Regions from separate parts of the Homo sapiens genome. Here region 1 is linked to region 2. The links are chromatin loops, found by intact Hi-C in ENCODE. Cell type or tissue: ascending aorta. All regions are shown on one strand. Each heading gives the region's core, and the rest is flanking DNA. Links, peaks and the distances in the headings are about the cores only.

Region 1 (8,497 bases), core at 320-8,319, 66 kb before region 2:
CTAGCAGAAGGGGAAAAATTCTCTAAGCAGAGATTTGTGTAAAAATGAAGGGAAGGTTAATAAGTATCTAGAAACTGTAAGTGTTGTATAAAAGAAGGCTTATAGACCATTGGTAAATAGATGTAAAACTCAAGGAAACTTTTAAACGTGCCCAAAGTTCTTAAGTATATATTAAGATGGTACAAACTACAGATGAAGTAATAGTTAACCAAATATACTAACATGCACAATTGCTTAATTAGTCTATTTGTGGAATGGTTTCATTATTCATTCAACTACCATAAGTTTAATGCAGACTGTTAGGTGCTAGGGCTACAAAGACGGATAAGATACTCCTCCAGTCTAGTAGAACAGAAAGACACAAAAATAATCTTGGTTCTCATGAAACCTAAAAATATTCATAAATGTAGAAAATGAATTTAGACCGTGCCCGGTGGTTCATGCCAGTAATCCCAGCAATTAGGGAGGCCGAGGCAAGTGGATACCTGTGGTCAGGAGTTCGAGACCAGCCTGGCCAACATGGTGAAACCCCGTCTCTACTAAAAATACAAAAATTAGCCAAGTGTGGTGGCAAGCGCAAGTAATCCCAGCTACTTGGGAGGCTGAGGTGAGAGAATTGCTTGGACCTGGGAGGCAGAGGTTGCAGTGAGCCGGGATTGCGCCATTGCACTCCAGCCTGGGTGACAAGAGTGAGACTCCGTCTCAAAAAAAAAAAAAAAAAGAAAAAAGAAAGAAAGGAAAAAAAAAGAAAATGAATTTAAATACAGCCTTTTTTCTCAGCATAAAATAATTTCTAAATATAAACCTTGTGTGAACAAAGAAATTCACTTATAACCCAATATAATCAAATCTAAACTAAGAACAAATCTCATTTAAACATTGTTATTTCTTTGCAATAATTATTGCATACCAAAAAAGAGCCCACTATGAGTTAATGTTACTTAAATAGAACATTGCTCAGCCTACAAATGAAGGTCAGCAGACACCAGTGTCTTGGAATAAAATAGCCCTTTGGCAAGAAAACGAGCCACACCCCATTTAGTTTTTACAAAAATAAAATTCTTTCCAGCTTTACTAAATTGTAGATGTTGCGCCCAGCATGTACTTCTGCAGTAGTTGATTCTGCAGCTGTGGAAATATTCATGTATGCAGAAGTCCCCAAAAACATCTATTCACCATTACTTGCACATGCAGCTCTTATACTTTCTGTAGTAAAGTATTCCGTTAAGTTTTATTTTGACTCGTGGATAATAGCAAGCAACTACAGGTATAGCTGACACCTTAATTTCCTGCCTTGAACTTCTGGCCACAGACTTTATTTTTTTATTTTTTGAGATGGAGTATCGCTCTGTTGCCCAGACTGGAGTGCAGTGGCATGATTTCGGCTCACTGCAACCTCCGCGTCCCAGGTTCAAGCAATTCTCCCGCCTCAGCCTCTTAAGTGCCTGGGATTATGGTGCACACCACCATGCCTGGCTAATTTTTGTATTTTTTAGTAGAGATGGGTTTTCACTGTGTTGACCAGGCTGGTCTCGAACTCCTGGCCTCAAGCGATCTGCCCACCTCGACCTCGCAAAGTGCTGGGATTACAGGCATGAGCCACCTTGCCTGTCCCATTGTCACAGAATTCAAATTGAGCAGGAATACGTAGGATTTCAAATCTAACAGTTGTTTCATTTGGTGGGATAGCATCAAAGCCATGTACTGTGACCACTGTATATGGTTTTCTTCAAGAGCAGCAATAAATTTCTGCCATGTACCATGGGAAAGAGCTGTACTTTTAGGGAGAAAGGAAATAAGCCCTGAGAAAAAGCCCCATTTTCCTAGTTCCTTTCACAGTTCACCTGGCACACAACGGGTCTTGATATTTATATTTGAAAGAGTGAAACATGGATGGCCATAAATGCTCCTTGCTGATAACGATTGAATTGGGAAAATCTAATCAGGAAATCAGTGATTTATGAATTACATTGCATAAAATACATAATGATGGGAGCCTGTAAGAAGACTAAACAAATGGCTTCCTTAGTTTATTTTTCCTTTAGGTTTTAGTTGTTTTCAGTGAATATTATGAGTGAATGTTATCGATAGTGTTTTCATTGTGAGAACTGCTAAACTGTAGAGTCAAAGAAGAAATTGGGACATATTAATATTTTGACTTTTATGCCAGCTTTATTGAGACATAATATCATACTTTTTTTTTTTTTGAGACAGAGTTTCGCTCTTGTTGCCCAGGCTGGAGTGCAATGGCACGATCTCGGCTCACCGTAACCTCCGCCTCCCAGATTCAAGCGATTCTCCTGCCTCAGCCTCCCTAGTAGCTGGGATTACAGGCATGTGCCACCACACCTGGCTAATTTTGTATTTTTAGTAGAGACAGGGTTTCTCTATGTTGGTCAGGCTGGTCTCAGACTCCCGACCTCAGGTAATCCGCCCACCTCGGCTTCCCAAAGTACTGGGATTATAGGCGTGAGCCACCGCGCCCGGCCCCATACCATCTATTTTTATAGATTTTAGTATATTCACAGATAACATGCAACCTTCACCAGTCAATTTTCAAACATTTTCATCACCTCAGAAAGAAACCCCATACACTTTAGCTATCACCTTCCACAGCACTCTACCCCTGCAACCCTAAGCAACCACTGAACTATTTCCTGTCTCCATTGAGTTCCCTGTTCTGGACATTACATATAAATGGAGTCATATAATAGGTGGTATTTTGTGACTAGTTTCTTTCACTTAGCCTAACATTTTCAAGGTTCACACACCTTGTAGCAAGTATCAGTACTCTATTCCTTTTTATGGCTGGATAATATTTCATTGTACACCATATTTTGTTTATCCATTTGTCCATCGATGGATATTTGGGGTTGTTTCTACACTATGGCTATCATAAATAATGGGACATGCAAACATTAAGTGTCTATCCATGAGTCCCCTAATGAGTTAGAGGTGGTGCTGACAAGATAACATTTCACTTATTACCACTCTGCTCTTAATATAAATCCTTGCTTTGATTAAGCACTACCGATTTTTCCATCTAAGTTTTTTTGTTATTTTTTGTTCCTTGAGACGGAGTCTGGCTCTGCTGCCCAGGCTGGAGTGCAGTGGCACCATCTCGGCTCACTGCAAGCTCCGCCTCCCGGGTTCACGCCATTCTCCTGCCTCAGCCTCCCAAGTAGCTGGGACTACAGGCGCCCGCCACCACACCTGGCTAATTTTTTGTATTTTTAGTAGAGACGGGGTTTCACCGTGTTAGCCAGGATGGTCTCAATCTCCTGACCTCGTGATCCACCCGCCTCGGCCTCCCAAAGTACTGGGATTACAGGCGTGAGCCACCGCGCCTGGCCTCTATCTAAGTTTAGCTATTTTTTTTCTTGTTTCCTGATGCTTATTGGCTTATCATCGACTTGTTCTCAATAACGTTTTCCTTAGTAGTATTTATACTGGAATAATAGAAAGCCTGTAAATGCTGTATAATCATCTTTTCTAAAACTTATTGTATAATAAACATTTAGCACAGTTTTGTTTAATCACATTTTTTGAACACTAAGGAGCAAAGGCAAGCAGTATTAAGGAGTACAAAAGTACATGATAAATGCTTTGAAATGCAATGGGTTCAATCAACCAAAAGCATTATTGAGCACAGCTAATATATTTACTTTTAAATGTACTATTCAAGTGTGAAATATATCCATATAGAACAAAATTCAAAACTCACAAAGGGCCATAATGATAAGTAAATTAGCCTCTAACACTTAATATTTTTAAGAAGACATTAGTGTTTTACGTTTAGGTATTTTGACAGTAAGTTTGAGGGAGTCTTTATCTTTTGACCTTTTGGGGTGAATATGAGAATGAAGGAATATAAAAAGATGATTAAAAGAATCACCAGGCCGGAAATGACGGCTCATGCCTGTAATCCCAGCACTTTAGGAGGCCGAGACAGGAGAATCACTTGAGCTCAGGAGTTTGACACCAGCCTGGGCAACATAGCGAGACCTCATCTCTACTAAAAATAAAACAAAATTAGCCAGGCATGGTGGCGTGCGCCTATAGTCCCAGCTACTCAGGAGGCTGAGGTGGGAGGGTTGCTTGATCCCGTGATCACGCCTCTGTATTTCAGCTTGGGTGAGAGAGATCCTGTCTCAAAAAAATAAAATAAAATAATATCCTGCAATTTCAGATTATTCTTTTAAGCACCCTTGACCCCAGATTCACCAGATCAAAACAGCTAATGACTCATAGAACTTTACTCTGTCATTATTTTCCAGATTCAACCCACAGCGAAATTTTTGGGATCCAGTCTCCTTACTCTTATGGGCAGGCGGAACCTTGCAGATCCTTTAGGAAAGGATAGGCTTCCCTGAGAAAGGTGGGCTGGAGTTAAGTCAAAAAAAAGGTGCAACTTTCTGGAGTCCCATTTAGAACTTCCTGCGTATTTAATAGGCCTTTGCTAATTATTAACAATGTGCCTGGCACACTAACATAAATAAAACAGTGTGCCATCGTTTGAAGAGCTGAGTCTAATCCACCTACTGATTTTTACAAAGGAGGCAACTGAAGTCTGATTTTGGCTTGCCTCAGCATAGAGTGCTCCAGGACAATGGTGGAGGATCAGGTCGCCATCACTGGAGACCCAGATTGTAGTAATGGAACTGATCCATCATTCTTCTCACTATATATTTAAACTCCATGTCCAGGGTCAACTTTGTTTAGTAGCAGTGCCTCTTCCCTGAATCAGTTTGTATCTACACTTAATTTCTTTCAGAGATTAATAAAATGACAAATGCTATCTCAATAAAGTTACCATGAACTCTCTGAAACTCATATCACCCATGACTAAAGCAACTTGCTTTGAGTCTGACAAGCTCTTCCCTAGCTAATGGAAATGCATTAGCAATAGCTTTACAGTGGTAAGCTATTTTTCTAGGTCATATTCAACCCAGAGTAGTCACATGCTGACAAAACTTCAATCCTAAACACTGATCATAAAGAGTTTCCTATATTGTATGTAATATATCCAAAAGTTTTTGAAAACTCTAATTCCAGTATATTGAATATACATTATAGGGTTTATCACTCCTGATTTTTTTTTTAATTGAGACGGAATCTTGCTCTGTTGCCCAGGCTGGAGAGTAGTCCCGTGATCTCGGCTCACTGCAGCCTCTGCCTCCCAGGTTCAAGCAGTTCTCGTGCCTCAGCTCCCCAAGTAGCTGGGATTACAGGCGTGCACCACCACGTCTGGATAATTTTTGTGTTTTTTGTAGAGATGGGGTTTCGCCATGTTGGCCAGGCTGATCTGGAACTCCTGACCTAAACTGATCCTCCCGCCTCGGCCTCTAAAAGTGCTGGGATTACAGGAGTAAACCACCATGCCTGGCCCACTCCTGATTTCTTCTAAACTGGATTTTATCATTCTCAGAGTCAGTGTTTCCTCTCTGTATTACTCCTTGCCTAGAAAAAAAAATGTCCATTTCATTCATCTATTCATTGACTTATTCAAGTACTTACCGAGCACCTTATATATGTCAGATACTATTCTAGGCACTGGGGATTACAGCCGTCAATGAAACAGACAAAAATCACCGTCTTTATGAAGCTTACATCCTACTAGGGGAGAGATAGAAAATAAACAATGATTTTATATATTATATGCTAATGTGTTATGGAGAAAAAGTAAGATTAATGGTATAGGAAGTGGGAAGAAGGGTATTGCCATTTCAAAATATGTGGTCACAGAAGGCATTACTGAGAGGGAGATATTTCAGGCAAGATATGAAGGAAATCAAGGAGTATCCATGTGAATGTTTGGGGAGAAGTGTCACTTGAACAAGTAAAAAATATTTCTAATAACAGATACCTAAATCATCATACATTGATGTGTTTCAGCCCTGAAATTTTCCTTTATGACAACTCCTTTTTATTTTGGTATTGAACAGAAAAAAATAACTTTCACCCAGATCAAACACTCTAGTGGAGTCATGAACTGACTATATATGCTAAGAATATTGTGTCAGAAGTTATGTCAAAAAAGTTTTGAAAAGATAAAGCTAGGCGTGGTGGCTCACGCCTGTAATCCCAGCACTTTGGGAGGCTGAGGCAGGCGGATCACGAGGTTAGGAGATCGAGACCATCCTGGCTAACACGGTGAAACCTCGTCCCTACTAAAAATACAAAAAATTAGACTGGCGTGGTGGCGGGCGCCTGTAGTCCCAGCTACTCGGGAGGCTGAGGCAGAAGAATGGCGTGAACCCGGGAGACGGAGCTTGCAGTGAGCCGAGATCACGCCACTGCACAAAAAAAAAAAAAAAAAAAAAAAGATAAAGTGGGAATAATGTTTAAAGCAGGATATAGAATTAATACAAGTAAATGTTCTTCATTTTCCCTATTAATTTAATTATACTATATTCTGTGTTTAATTCTGAATTAGATTTTTTAATTAAACTTTTTATTTTGAGATAATTGTAGATTCACACCTACTTGTAAGAAATGGCACAAAGAGATCCTGTGTACCTTTACCCAGTTTCTTCCAATGGTAAACTCTTAAAAAACCATAGTACAATAGCAAAACCACAATGTTGACACTGATACAGACAAGAGGCAAATGAGTTTCATTACCAGTAGAATCCCTTTTATTGTCCTTTGATAACAACACACACCTCCTTCCTCCCCTGACCTCCATTTTTGACCCCAGGAAACCACTAATCTGTTCTCCATGTCTATAATTTTGTCATTTAAAAATATTATATAAATGGAATGATATATAGTATGTAGCCTTTGGGAATTAGCTTTTTTTCTCTGAGCGTAATTCTCTTAGAGATTCAACCTAAGTTGTTGTGTATGTCAATACCTCGTTCCTTTTCATTGTTGAATAGTATTCCATGGTGTGTATGTAACAAAGTTTATTTAACCATTCACCCATTGAAGGATATCTGGGCCATTTCCAGTTTTTTAGTTATCACAAGTATTTGTATACAGGTGTTAGTGTGAACTTCAGTTTTCGTTTCTCTGGGATTAATGCCGGAAGAGTGCAAATGCTGAGTTGTATGAGAGTTGCATGTTTAATTTTATAAGAAATTGCCAAAGTGTTTGCCCAGAGTGACTGTACCATTGTGTGCTTCCACCAGCAATGTATGAGTGATCCAGTTTTTCCACATCCTTGCCAGCCTTTGGTGGTGTCACTGTTTTTCATTTTAGCCATTCTGATAGGTGTGTAGTGATAGCTCATTGTAGTTGCATTTTCAGTTTCATAATAACTAATGATGTTTAACATTTTTTATGCACTTATTTCCCATCTGTTTGCCCTCTTCAGTGAAATGTCTGTTCATGTCTTTTACCTATTTTCTTTCATTTTTGAGACAGGGTCTTGCTCTGTTGCCCGGGCTGGAGTGCAGTGGCGCAATCACGGCTCGCTGCAGCGTCAACATCCTGGGCTCAAGTGATTCTCCTGCCTAAGCCTCCCAAGTAGCTGGGACTACAGGTGCACACCACCATTTTATTTTTTGTAGAGTTGGGGTCTTGTTATATTGCCCAGGCTGATGTGAAACGTCTGGCCTCAAGCAGTACTCCGCCCTTGGCCTCCTACTGTGCTGGGATTACAGACATGAGCCACCATGCCTGGCCCTTTTGTCTGTTTTCTAATTGGATTATTTGTGTTTTTACTGTTGTGGAATTTTAAGAGGTCTTTATGTATTCTAGAGTCTAATTCTTTATCAGATATGTGGCATACAAATATTTTCTCCTCGCCTGTAGCTTATCTTTTCATCTTCTGAACAGAATCTTTCATAGAACAAAAGGATTTATTTGGTGAGGCCCACTTTATCAGTATTTCCTTTTATGGATTGATTTTTGGTGTCATGTCCGAGAACTCTTCATCAAATCAGGTTCCTGAAGAATTTCTCTTTCCCCCCTAAAGTTTTATAGTTTTATGTTTTACATTTAGGTCTGTGATCTGTTTTGAGCTAACTTTTGTGTAAGGTGTGAAGTTTGGGTTGAAGTTTCTTATTTTTTGTTTTGGACTGTGTTTGTCCTCGTCTACTGACATGGTTTTTTGCACCCTTGTGAAAAATCATTGAATATATTTGTGTAAATCTGTTTCTGGGTTCTCTTCTGTTCCGTTGTTTTGAGTATCTGTTGCTCTGTCAGTATCACACTGTCTTGATTACTGTAGCTACATAGTCTGACTTAATGCCAGGTGGAGTCTATTCACCTTATTTTTCAACAGTTTTAGATGTTCTAAGGCTTGTTCCTTTCCATGTTAATTTTTAAAAGAAGCTTGTCTATAACTACAAAAACTGTTCTAGGATTTTGAGAGGAATTGATTTAATGAATTAGACTTTTGAAATTGCATATGTAATGTTAATAAAGTTAAAAATGGTAATTCTGTTAAGGAAAACAATTTAGTTCCTTCCAAAGTCTAACGCTAGTTCTTATTTTCTGAAGAAATGTGTATTTTTATGATTTTGAAATTATTGAATGAATATTAATTAGC
Region 2 (8,497 bases), core at 360-8,359:
AGCTCCTGGGCTCAAGTGATCCTCCCACCTCGGCCTCCTAAAATGCTGGGATTACAGGCATGAGCCATGGTACCTGGCCAGCCAGGTATATTTTGCTTCATGCACTAGATGCGTTCCTGAAAATCAGCAAGCCAACCATAAATGGATTTTATGTAGTGGGATATATTTTAAATGTAAAGAGAAAATCTTATTTTTGTAAATGAAGCCTGCTTTGAATTTTTTTATTTTTTATTTTTTAAATTATTTTTTGTTTATTTTTTTTTTTGAGATGGAGTCTTGCTCTGTCGCCCAGGCTGGAGTGCAGTGGCGCCATCTCGGCTCACTGCAAGCTCCACCTCCCAGGTTCACGCCATTCTCCTGCCTCAGCCTCCTGAGTAGCTAGGACTACAGGCACCCGCCACCATGCCTGGCTAATTTTTTTTGTATTTTTAGTAGACATGGGGTTTCACCGTGTTAGCCAGGATGGTCTCGATCTCCTGACCTCGTGATCTGCCTACCTCGGCCTCCCAAAGTGCTGGGATTACAGGCATGAGTCACCGCCCCCGGCCATCAATATTTTTAAAAAGGAAATAATTGTTTGGTAATGTGAAAACTAACTTCCAGTTTATCTGTATTCAAGTTCAAATTTTCACCTGTAAAGCCCTTTTCAGGGTAGTAAATACAGATTTTGCTGGGTCTGCTCTTTACTTGTTCTTCTCAAGAGCATAGGTTTATTATAAATTGTTTGTGTAGCTTTAGCAAGTAATTGGAAGTGAAAGCACTTTCGCAATTGTAGTACACTATTCCTTAAGAGGTAAATGCTATGCCCCCAAATGATAGAATCGGAGTTGGCATTTTATGAATTGCTCTGAAATAGCTTTCAATTACCTGATTTTCCCCATTCTTAGAATCATTTATGGCACCAAGTTTCAAACTCACCTGGGTAACTGGTTTAAAAGGCACCTTTCTGGGCAGCTCCCAGACATTTATATTTGGTAGCTCAGGAATTGGATTCAGTAATTCACATATTGAGTAACTTCCTCAGGGGTTAGTATGCACATAGACTATGAGAAACACTCCTTCATAGCCTGTCTGGACCTTCAAAGCCCAGTAACAGGAAACTATTAATATCGTAGCTGGAAGGTGGTCTTCACATATGGCAGGATTAAGGAATCTTGACTCAAATTCCGGTCCTCTAGCATTCCAAAGATGCAGGAATTTACTTGACACGTGTGTAAAGGTTCTTAATAAGCGTTTGTGCAAGTACAATAGTTTTCAAGCTGTGTTTTGTGGAGTTGTCCACACAACCTGAATTCATGTTGACTGTGAGCCAACCCCATTGTTTTATGTATTGGGATTCTAAGAAAACAACATTCAAGTGATTTAGTCCAGGGGTTTAAAACGAAAAGAGACCTTTGTTTTGTTAAGTACATTCAGATCATAGAGGGTTCAGTGTTATTTTAGCAACTAAAATGTTTACCATTTAATGCTTTTGTCATTTAAATTTACAATTAAATACATCTTTAACATAGCTAATCTCTTCTTCGTAGGTTGTGGTATATGCATTGTGCTTTGTAATGATATAACCTGTTTATTTTCTCTTTCTTCTATGCTTCCTGGATTTCTGCTCTCCTACTTTTTTAAATGCTTGTTTTGTCTGTCAAGCTTATTGACTTCAGTAATTCAGTGAAGGTACAGAACTGGTTATATGTTTATTAGCATTATTGTATTGATGACTTTAATAATTGCGAAGTCATGTCAAAATCCAGTTCATCCATATGCAAGACAGATATAAGGCAGATAGATGGACTTTTCTGGGGAAAACACCTGTTAAATTAAAAGGCAGAGATTTGTGCCATTTATTCTCAAAAAATCCAATGCAAATAGCCTTCCAAACATGGGACAATAGGATACATTCATTCCTTGTAACTGTGATCTCACTGACATTTTCAATTCTTTGTAGGATTCCAAAGCCTATTTCCATCTTCTCAATCAAATCGCACCAAAAGGACAAAAGGAAGGTGAACCACGGATAGATATTAACATGTCAGGTTTCAATGTAAGTATAAGTGCTCTTTTGAATTCTACAATCTTGCAAAATTATTGTCAATTTCTTATAAGTACAATAATTTTTATAATCGTATGAAGTAGAGTTGGCAATTTTAAGCATTATTTTAAAATGTATTACTGTACATGTAATTCAGAGGCCAGAAAACTAGCTTTGATTTATTTTGATTGTTAGTGAATTCCATCGTTGTTGTGGTATTGATTTATATGGATGGCATAAAATATTCAAAACAAGTATGGGGAAATAAGTAACTAGAAGCTAACCTTTTCCAAGTATTTGGATTACAACCACAGTAATAGATTTAGTGACTATATGAAAACCTTTTCCAAGTATTTGGATTATAACCACAGTAATAGATTTAGTGACTATATATTCATATTCCTGTGTTGAGAGTAATGTGATTATGTTTTACAAACTCCCAATCTATGAAATCTAATTTAGGGAATTACTCTCAGAGACCATGTTCCCTGGTTATGTCACTAATTTGTTTAGTGACATTGGACAAGTTCCTTCTCAAAATTGGATTTCACTTTGTTCATCCATAAAGTAAGGAGTTAGAGTGAACTATTTAGTCCCAAGTTTCTAGGAATCTGTGGTTTTTGTACCCATTAGATATGGAATGCATGCTACTAATTAACAAAATCCACATATCTAGCCTATTATGCCATAGGATGGAGTGGATTACATTGGCTAAACCATTTTTCTTCTCTTTCTTTTTTTTTTTTTTTTTTTTGAGACAGAGTCTCACTCTGTTGCTGAGGCTGGAGTGCAGTGGCACCGTGTCGGCTCACTGCAACCTCCATCTCCTGGGTTCAAGCAATTCTCCTGCCTCAGCCTCCCGAGTAGCTGCGATTACAGGCGCCCACCACCATGCCCAGCTAGTTTTATATTTTTAGTAGAGATGGGGTTTCACCATGTTGGCCAGGCTGGTCTTGAACTCCTGACCTCAGGTGATCCACTCGCCTCGGCCTCCCAAAGTGCTGGGATTACAGGTGTGAGCCACCGTGCCTTACGTGGCTAAACCATTTTTATGCTGCCCTTATCAGAACTGAATTTGTAACTGACTTGTGTGCTTATATTTCTGTCTGTATGTTAAATGCAAAACTCTTCAGCTCAGGTCACTCTTGGTAGGGATGAGGGGCCATCTTGTCCAAGAAGGGAGCTGTCTGGGTTGGCTAGCCATGTGATCTGATACCAGGGTAAATGGCATCAGTATGCTAACCGATTCTGATACACCCCTTCTCTAGTCAATCCTTTCCAATTGATCTTAAAACACTCTTTTGTCTCTTCCCTCTTCAGAATCCGACAAGGATTCTTCTGTTGACTCTAGAATTCAGTCTGAAATGTTCTGCTTGGCACTCACCCTACAAATCTTGCTCTAAAATCTAGCCAGTGTTATTTCCCCAAAAGTCTGTGTTCCCCACCCCAACCTTCCTTCCCACCACCACCCAGGTGCCTTTGCTCATGCTGTTCTCATGGTTTTCAGTGTCCTTCATCTTTTTCAGCTTTACACCTTCTTTAGGGTCTTTTTTTTTTTTTTTTTTTTTTAAGAGACGAGGTTTCGCCATGTTGGCCAGGCTGGTTTCGAACTCCTGGGCTCAAGCAATCCTTCTGCCTCGGCCTCCCAAAGTGCTGGGATTACAGGCGTGAGCCACCACGTCCAACCAAGGCCTAATTTTAACTCTGAACAGTTTTACCTGTTTTTTATTTCAATTTAACTTTTTTCTCTTCGTCTTTGTAATGGAAAAAATCCCTTCCTTTCGTCCTAACTTTTTTAATCCTTCAATTCCCTGAGATTAATCCTTGGTCTTGCCTTCCACCATTCTCCCTACGCTCAAAAGAAATCAGTGGAAATAGATTCTCTGCTTCTCTTCAATTCAAGCAACAGTTCACAAGCATTTCCCTTGGGATTTGAGCATGACATGAATGAAGGTGTCTGTCTTCTCCCTCAGCCAGGGAAGCCTACTTCCACAGCTCAGCACAACTTCCTCTCTCTCTAGCTCGCTCTCCAGCAGTGCCCTCCTTTCTAGTTCCTTCTGCTGCATAACACAGCCCCAGAGGTTCCAGGGTTCCAAGGAGTCCACTCTGTCATGAAGCTCATTGACTTAATGCACAGTACCCAGAAGCCTCAGTGAAGTTCAGCTGAGAGCCAGTAGAAAAAAGGAGAAACTCCAAAGCAGAAAGTAGTAAATCAGCAAAATAAAATAAAATAAGCCAGGTTGAAGAGAATGAACCCACAATTTACAGAAAATGAACACCATTTTCTAAAGGAGACTTAAGTAGGACTACAGTTAATACCCTTTCACATTTAATAATTAATTGAGATTCATTGTAGATAAAGTACATTTGAAAAAAAATTTTAACATAATTCTACTGAAAATATCTGAATATTTAACTTGAGGTGGCTTAAAAGGACAATTGAAGCTGTTTTCCTATTGAGAAGGAAAAAAGGAAAAGTGGAACCAGAGAAAGTGAAGATGGTGAATGTATATTTTTCTCTACAGATTTTCAAACAAAATCTGGGAGTTTCCCCCAACCTTTTACGTAACTTCTTTCTTAATGCAATTTAGTTAAATGTACTCAGTAGTTTGCTGTGTGATCTGGCGCCATCTAGTGTATATTACAGGTACTGCATCTCCAAGAGGGCCAACCTTTTTTTTTGCATTCAAAACAATTTTATAATAAGTACCATATGTTAGCTAAAAGAAAGTAGAACTGTATACCCAGACTATGACAGTGGGGAAATTTTCTATATTTTTAGTGTGGCCTTTGACAAAGTCTTCCGATTTTGTTTCAACAGGAAACAGATGATTTGAAGAGAGCTGAGAGTATGCTTCAACAAGCAGATAAATTAGGTTGCAGACAGTTTGTTACCCCTGCTGATGTTGTCAGTGGAAACCCCAAACTCAACTTAGCTTTCGTGGCTAACCTGTTTAATAAATACCCAGCACTAACTAAGCCAGAGAACCAGGATATTGACTGGACTCTATTAGAAGGTAACTAAAAACCTCAATTTCGAATGTGTGGGACTATAGAGTAGAAATACATAGGCCACAATGATTTTACAATCTAGACTTAATAAGTTTTTTTATATCTACAAGAAGTAGATGGCAGATGCTGAGTAAAAACTGGCAGGAAAGTACGATACAAGTGAACTTTTAAAGTAAAGTAGTCGAGGCCGGGCACGGTGGCTCACAGCTGTAATCCCAGCACTTTGGGAGGCCGACATGGGCGGATCACCTGAGGTCAGTAGTTTGAGACCAGCCTGACCAACATGGTGAAACCCCGTCTCTACGAAAAATTAAAAAATTAGCTGGGGCGTGGTGGCACATGCCTGTAATCCCAGCTACTCGGGAGGCTGAGGCAGGAGAATCACTTGAATCTGGGAGACGGAGGTTACAGTGAGCCGAGATCGCGCTATTGCACTCCAGCCTGGGCAACAGAGTAAGACTCCATCTCAAAAAATAAATAAAAAAAATAAAAAGTAGTCGAGTCGCTTAATGTAAAGCCACTTAGTAAATCAGTATTTAGTTTTAATATTTAGGGTTAGACCACTTTTTAATCCTCTCACCAGGAAAAAGTGCACATATGCATTCAGTTTGACCTGTAAATTTAGCATATATTTATGTTTCATTCATCCACAGTCAATGTAACTGGAACTAACCCCAACTCCTTTCACCTTTACCTCCTCAAGAAACAAATGATAATATATACTAATTTTTTTTTAAGTTTTGGAAAGGCAGAGTTTACCTTTTCCAGATTATATATGTGTGAAGCGTAGTCTATAAAAATTAAGAAATGCAGCCAGGCGCGGTGGCTCACGACTGTAATCCCAGCACTTTGGGAGGCCAAGGTGGCCAGATCACCTAAGGTCAGGAGTTCGAGACCAGCCTGGCTAACATGGTGAAACCCCGTTTCCACTAAAAATACAAAAAATTAGGCAGGCATTGTGGTGCGCACCTGTAATCCAGATACTCGGGAGGCTGAAGCAGGAGAATCCCTTGAACCTGGGAGGCAGAGGTTGTAGTGAGCTGAGATCGTGCCATTGCACTCCAGCTTAGGCAACAAGAGCAAACCTCCATCTCAAAAATAAATAAATAAATAAATAAATAAATAAATAATGCAAATAGTAATTCATTGAGTGTCCACTGATATTTCTATAAAACCAGTAACTTAACTGATAACATCAGTTACTTTGAGGGATGCAGATTCGAGGAAATATTGGAGAAAGATTTGAGAAGGAGACTATAAAAAGTTCATAAACCTCTAAATTGCTTAACTGGTTAGAATAAGGTTGTATTCTTTAATTTTAAAATAAATTCAAATTTTAAAAATAAGCCTGTACCTAGAGAGAATGTATGTACTTAGAAGAATGCTTGGAAACTCGTATTATCGAAAAATTCTAGATCTGAATAGAGAGATAAAATAATCTAATATGTGTATTGGCACTATATGCACATACATAAAGTGTTTAATGAATCAGTAAATTTTGTGAATATTCTTAACAGGAGAAACTCGTGAAGAAAGAACCTTCCGTAACTGGATGAACTCTCTTGGTGTCAATCCTCACGTAAACCATCTCTATGCGTAAGCCTTCCTACTGCTATTGTAAACAGTTACGAATGTCATGAATGGATGTTAAATAATGACAGCTCTAAAGATTTTCTAGATATTAATTTGTAGCTATTATTTATATTGGAAAATGTCAAGTGGTGATTTCCATCATCATTTTCCAAATACACAAAAGCTTTAAGTATTCCTTTACATGATCGTTAACTGTAAGTGATAGAATATATAAATGTCTTTATAGTACCCTAGGGAGCAAATACTTTATATTTTGAAACAGCTGTTTGGGAGGTTGAGGTGGGGGCATTGCTTGAGCCCAGGAGTTTGAGGCTTCAGTGAGCTATGGTTGTGCCACTGTACTCCAGCCTGGGCAACAAAGTGAGATCCTATCTCTAAGAGGGAAAAAAAAAGAAAGGTAAAAAAGAAAGAAACAGAGACCAGGGAATCCTTTAAGTAGACCATCCACAACAACTCAGGGACTTTGGTTCATTGTTCTCTCAGCCTGGAACGTTCTTTGCTCGCATATAGTGGCTCGTATCCTTACTGTATTCCAGTCACTGATTCAAAGATTTCCTGACTACCACCTGCTACTCTCTAACCCCTAACCCTAGTTCCTTTTTTTCTTAATAGCACTTACATACACCCCTAAAATTGTTTGTTTATTGTCAACAAACCAATACCCCCCGTATTGTTTGTTTATCCATGTACTTGTTTATTGTCTATCTCTCTGACTCTAATGCAAGGACAGGGATTTTTGTCCTGTGGGCCCAGCCTCTAGAACAGTGCCTTGCTTACAGTAAGCTCTCAATAAATACTTATAAATGAATGGGATGGTCTTAGCTCTGTTTTCAGCACAGATTGATAGAAAATATGAGTCTTGGGTATTATTTATGGTTTTATATATCTTGTTTGACAATGTAGTGTTACTGTTTTTAAGGAAAGTCAAGTCCCAGCTTCCTGAAAACACTGATTACATTATTTTTAAATCATTAGTGACCTGCAAGATGCCCTGGTAATCTTACAGTTATATGAACGAATTAAAGTTCCTGTTGACTGGAGTAAGGTTAATAAACCTCCATACCCGAAACTGGGAGCCAACATGAAAAAGGTAGATAATTAAGTTGCTGTATATATTTGTTAGAGTATTTTTATTCTCGATTAATTTCTTTTGTTTCTAAAACTCTTGACGCTGAGCTTCTTGAGGACAAAACTGTGTCTTATTTGTTTTTGTGTGCTGATACCTAGCATTATACAAGACACACACACACGTATGCAGATTAAACAAATGGAAGTCTTTAACCATTTACTCTTGTGCCTTTGCAGCTAGAAAACTGCAACTATGCTGTTGAATTAGGGAAGCATCCTGCTAAATTCTCCCTGGTTGGCATTGGAGGGCAAGACCTGAATGATGGGAACCAAACCCTGACTTTAGCTTTAGTCTGGCAGCTGATGAGAAGGTATAGTACACAATTTTAGCTGTTTAGTCTTTACTATCATACAGGTCTGTGATTTAGTCCTTACTGTGTTTAATAAGTGGATATGTCGATAACTACACTTTTGAAATATGTTATATTTACACTCCGAAATGAGTTTAATTAATGAATATATGTTGGATGTTAAGTGGGAGATGCTTCCTTGCAAGTTAGGCAGCAGAACTATGGTTAGTCCCTTTTTTAAAAAATAGGAAGCCTGACACACAGATTTCGGCCTCGTTTAGTGTCAGTGAATTAAAAAATTGTCAGAACAAAATTATGAACATCTTCATGCTCATTTGAAAATAAAGATCTCTCTCTGTAATGCTGATGAAGATCACTATAATGCTGAAAAGCATTCATTATGACTGGGCACCAGCCAAAGCACAGCTTATTTTATGCCATTACCGCT

The links. Peaks named below come from ENCODE experiments on the same cell type or tissue, not always from the same donor. Only the 100,000 strongest peaks of a DNase experiment are listed, where the experiment ranks them.
Region 1: a loop joins it to region 2, with 3 times the contacts of the local background. A loop is called at or near these places in 31 of 110 quality-filtered maps.

What each region holds. Positions count from the first base shown.
Region 1 is chrX:115,572,390-115,580,886 of GRCh38, forward strand. All of the region lies in intron 1 of PLS3 (plastin 3), which reads left to right. Among named protein-coding and RNA genes, the nearest start is that of PLS3-AS1, 14 kb to the left of the region's middle. RefSeq lists an enhancer at 6,814-7,387. In ascending aorta, for the core only: no CTCF peak of the experiment used is centred there; no DNase peak of the experiment used is centred there; H3K4me3 peaks cover 1,806 bases; H3K27ac peaks cover 7,491 bases.
Region 2 is chrX:115,638,466-115,646,962 of GRCh38, forward strand. It overlaps PLS3 (plastin 3), which reads left to right. Exons shown (of 16, transcript NM_005032.7): 9 at 1,943-2,038; 10 at 4,848-5,043; 11 at 6,556-6,634; 12 at 7,607-7,721; 13 at 7,937-8,070. Among named protein-coding and RNA genes, the nearest start is that of PLS3-AS1, 80 kb to the left of the region's middle. In ascending aorta, for the core only: a CTCF peak has its summit at 4,672 (motif pointing left); a DNase peak (open chromatin) is centred at 4,663; H3K27ac peaks cover 4,293 bases.